Linked DNA regions of Homo sapiens: region 1 is linked to region 2. The links are chromatin loops, found by intact Hi-C in ENCODE. Cell type or tissue: endothelial cell of umbilical vein. All regions are shown on one strand.

Evidence for each region. A loop is a pair of places that touch in the nucleus more often than their neighbours do. Peaks named below come from ENCODE experiments on the same cell type or tissue, not always from the same donor. Only the 100,000 strongest peaks of a DNase experiment are listed, where the experiment ranks them.
Region 1: it touches region 2 in a loop (7-fold over the local background); 2 of 110 quality-filtered maps call a loop at or near these places.

The regions. Positions count from the first base shown.
Region 1 is chr12:28,769,444-28,771,943 of GRCh38, forward strand. All of the region lies in intron 2 of LOC105369711 (a long non-coding RNA gene), which reads right to left. It overlaps LOC124902907 (a long non-coding RNA gene), which reads left to right and starts at 1,356. Exons shown (of 4, transcript XR_007063256.1): 1 at 1,356-1,413. In endothelial cell of umbilical vein, no CTCF peak of the experiment used is centred here; a DNase peak (open chromatin) is centred at 1,088; H3K27ac peaks cover 1,557 bases.
Region 2 is chr12:28,962,760-28,965,259 of GRCh38, forward strand. No RefSeq gene overlaps it. Among named protein-coding and RNA genes, the nearest start is that of FAR2, 190 kb to the right of the region's middle. In endothelial cell of umbilical vein, a CTCF peak has its summit at 1,019; a DNase peak (open chromatin) is centred at 972.

The DNA.
Region 1 (2,500 bases), 190 kb before region 2:
CTTTTTTTTTTTTTTTTTTTTGAAACAGAGTCTCACTCTGTCACCCAGGCTGGAGTGCAGTGGCATGATCTCGGTTCACTGCAGCCTCCTCCTCCTGGGCTCAATCAATTCTCCTGCCTCAGCCTTCCAAGTAGCTGGGACTACAGGCACACACCACCATGCTGGGGTAATTTTTGCATTTTTAGTAAAGATGGGGTTTTACCATTTTGGTCAGGCTGGTCTCGAACTCCTGACCTCAGGTGATCCACCCTCCTTGGCCTCCCAAAGTGTTGGGATTACAGCCATGAGCCACTGCGCCTGGCCAATGGCTACCTCTTATTCCATCTCTTAGCAAATTGTGCTGTGATTGTTTGTGTCACCAACTGACACCTTCATTCAGGGGAGCAAGGCCTTTGTTTTTCTTATTTATCTCTGTGTCTTCATTCCTCATCTACTTGCCTGGATTTCCATCAAAGTGTGTAGAAAACAGCAAGCTCTTAATAAAAAAAACTGTTGAGTTAACTGAGTGGAGGAAACAGAATATTGGTAGGGTTCTATGAGTTGGGTAAATTGTTTGCGAAGTGGAAGTGAATTTCAGGGCCATTTGGTGATAGGATAGGAATATATGAATGGAAGTCAGATAAATCTTTATCTTTGGAGACAAGGCTGGGAAATCACACTCAATGAAATAGGCACAAGAATTTAACACCAGGCAATGACTGGAATTTGTGTAATTTTATCTCATACTGTATTGTAATTTAGGAATTGCTTATTTATGAAATTTTGCTTCATTAGGAAGAAAGCCTAAAGTGAAAGTCAGGCTGAATGTACTAACATATCACAAAGAGGTACCATAATGATATGAAGTTGGGAAACCAATAAGTACATTTAGTTTGTTTGTTTTTAAGTATAGGTAACTAACACAAACAAGTAGATAAAAGAACCATCCCTGTTTATTCATCACTCCCAAGGGATATTGGTGTTTTGATTTAGATGATAAGGATAGTTCTGTTTCCTTCATAGTCTGAGCTGTCCCTTGGGTGGAGAAGGTCAATAGGTTGGGTTGTATAAGTATGACGCATATTTCCTTCAAGCAACAATCAATTTCCTTTTTTCGATTTTGTGCTTCCTACACGCCCTCTGATAAATAGTCTGGTCTCCCGGGGGAACCACTCACCAGGAAGGGAGTGCCCTGTTCAGATCTGACCAGTCCTGTTCCCAGCCCTGGTAGTGGTTGGACCACTGAAAATTAAGAAATCTGTGTCCTAGTTAATAGCTGTCTTCATGCGTGTTATTAGAATGAATCAATTTTCCAGAGCCTACTGGGCAGTCTAAGAAATAGAATGTACCTAAAAACATATTGTCCAAGACCAGCCCCTTGCTCATAACCAGCCCAGGAGGATGTAACCCTCTATGAGTCCTGTCTGTACTCAGGTATCTGTCTGTGAGTGCTACTGTGACAGTTAATTTTTTGACTAATATAGTTATACCAGCTAGCTGATGGTGTGATTTCATGTGGCAGGCAATAGATAGCCATTGTACCTTCTTAAATCATTAGGGAAGTAAGCATGGTGAAAGTGGAGCTTCAGAGGGATTTAATCTGACCTTGCTGTGTAGAAAGGATTAAAGGGCTACAAAAGACTGGGTAGTCAGTAAGGAGACTGTGAAAATATTTCCTGAAGAAGAGGCCCTGGAAGAGAGGGATGATGTTTAGACATTATGAAGGAAGAAACTGACCACTACCATGGATGTGGGGTATGAAGAACCAGTATCAGCCTAAGATGACTCTTTGATTTTGATTGTGGACACCAGCGTGTGGCTAATATGACAGAATAATTAATCAGAAACTTAATAAAGGTTTTGGTGGCCCCTAAATTAAAGGTATAAAATAATTTCAAATATAATTGTTTTTTGAAAAAAAGAATGTCAGGTAAACTGTTTTTTCCAAAAGATTTATTAGCAACAACTCATATCAAGGATTAATATCCAAACTTTTGAACTATGATTATCAGTTTCATTTGCTAAGCTCTCATTTGCTTTTTAAAAAATTAATTCATATTAGGTGAAAAATTATTTCAGGGAGCAACTGCAAAGTTCAATATAGTCTCTGACATACAGTGCTTAGTAGGAAACATGTTACTCATATCATTTTCTACTAAGAGAATAATAATGGCATTTTAAAAAATTCAATTGCCTATTGTGAAAGGCAACACTAAATGATGGATATGTACCAAGTCTCTTTCTAAGTTATTCTCATTGTGTATAATTATGCAAGAAATCTTTTGTAAAACCATGAGGAATTCTAACCAACACCTAAGAAGCTCGTGCTGTAGATGAAATCTCATCAAGTTTTTAGAGCCCTTGATGATGCCAACCCAGGTAGCATCTTTAGGAGACTTGTATTTCATTTACAATCAAAATCACATTAAATTGTGTGTAAACACTCTGGCTGGACTCCACATCCAATATTCTTTTCGAAGTCATATGAACACAAAAGTAAAGCTAAAATAAGTAAATATAA
Region 2 (2,500 bases):
TCCAGACCTCACCTCTCTTGACCAACTCTGTCTTTCTCTTTCTTATGAGAATTACATGCCCAAGTCATGAGATTTTCATATTCTTTGGCAATTTTTAGATGATAACTCCCAGTACCAATTATTCTGTTGTAATCTCTTTCTGTTTTGAAGGCATTTTCTACGATGTCTAATACAATGCTATGCACTTAGTAGATATTCATTATTTTCTCAAAGACCACTAGGCTGATCTGTAAAATGCCAAAATAATTTGAGCTCTTAAAAGAACATCAAAGTTCTAAAGCAATAATTCCATGTAAACACATTGATAATACAATTAGACAGTAGGCATTCAAGACCAGTCCATACAGTGCTTATTTCCAGTAGCAGGAAACTAGATATCACCAGTGTAATAGTTTACAGAGGCTAGGAGAGTCAAGGGTAGGAGAGGAAGTTGTGTCTGGAGGAGCTGGAACACTAGGATGACCCAAATAAAACTTTAGCTGAATCCTTGATTTCTCAGTGGCAGGTATAGCTCAGCAAATAAAGATTACCCTTGCAAATATTTAACAAAAGCAGCCTGTTCTGTTCTTCTTAGTGGTGTTAGGGTGACCACAGTATTGAGTATTGGACTTGTTGTCCAGAATCCCGGGTATTCTTTACAGCTAAATCTGTAACAGCCAGGATCAACATTCTGCCTGGCCTTTTCATAGGAAATCTGAGTGACAGTGGTGGCACTTTTCTTACCTGCCACACATTTGAAGATCAAATGATGGAACCCAGCATTTAACGAAGAATAGACAGCAAAAAAAATTTGCCAAGTGAATAATGAATGTTGACCATTAAATCTGACCACCCATGGGTATTATTAAATACAGTCTTCACTAAATCAGAAACACAGAGCTAGGTATTCTCTGAGACTTTTTCACTTCTTACCTTTTTGTCCGTTGTTTCTTGTGATTACATAAACATTGTGATTGCACACGTGATTTAAAAAGAAACATATGTGGATACTGCCCCCTCAAGGAGATGCAGCATAACATCCACCTCTTAAGTCTGGGCTTTGCAGAGTGACTTCTTTCCAAAAGCCACATTCTGAAAAGGGTGAAAAAGGTTAACTTTTCAGTGGAAAAGTCTGACCTTGTGGTCTACCTCACCAGGTGACCAAAGTTAACATCAACAGTGGCCAGATGTGTTGATAGAGTGTACCATTGATATCACCTGATGAGAATGACACCAGCTTTGTGATCTTTTTCCCCAAAACCTATAATTCCAGTCTAATCATGAAAAAAATCAAACATCCCAAACTGGAGGACATTCTACAAAACACCTGAGTAGTTTACCTCAAAACTGTCAAGGTCGTCAAAAACAAGGAAAGTCTGAGAAACTGTCACATTGTTGAGGATTTTAAGAGGATATGACTGGTCATGTGGTACCCAGGATGGGAATCTGGGATTTAAAAAACACAAGAGGTAAAAACAAAAGAAATCTGAATAACCATGTATAAAATTATCCATGTATAATAATAACCATGTATAAATATTGGTTCATTACTTGTGAAAAGTTTACCATATTAATGTAACATCTTAACAACTGAGCAGATTGGATGCTGGGCAAAGGGGAGCTCTCTGTACTATATTTGCTAAATTTCTGTAAATCAAAACCTATTTTTAAAATAAAAGATTCATTTAAAAAAAGCAACAGCATGATCCTTCTCAAGTGAATTTTATATAAAGTCCCCCTTTTCTCTGCCTACCATTTGTAGGATCTGACCACCTGGACCCTTTCTTTTTGAGTAACTGAGCCTGAGTTGTGATTCTTGGGGGTGTGTGTGTGTGTGTGTGTGTGTATACTTTGTTTTATACAGAGAGTAGTTACTGAGCTTCATATAGCTGAACTAAAGCAAGGCTGCTTGTCAGATGCCAGTTTAGACATATAGTTACCCTGTATTAGTCAGGGTTCTCTAGAGGGACAGGACTAATGGAATAGATGCATATATAAAGGGGAGTTTATTAACTTACGTGATCATAAGGTCCCACAATAGGCTGTTTGCAGGCTGAGGAGCAAGGAGAGCCAGTCCAAGTTCCAAAACCAAAGAACCTAGAGTCCAGTGTTCGAGGGCAGGAAGCATCCAGCACAGGAGAAAGATGTAGGCTGGGAGGCTAGGCCAGTCTCTCTTTACACGTTTTTCTGCTTGCTTTTATTCTAGCCATGCTGGCAGCTGATTAGATTGTGCCCACCCAGATTAAGGGTAGGCCTGCCTTTCCCAACCCACTGACTCAAATGTTAATCTCCTTCGGTAACACCCTCACAGACACACCCAGTATCAATACATTGTATCCTTCAATCCAATCAAGTTAACACTCAGTATTAACCATCACGTACCCCCTTCCCATTTAGTGAATATTATGAATATACTGAGTGCAATATGATATGCAATTCTCCTAAGCAAAAATTCTAATATGTAACTCTAGCACCCAGAGTGCTGTTAGAAGCATTTTGGATATAGAATCATAGTAAATGA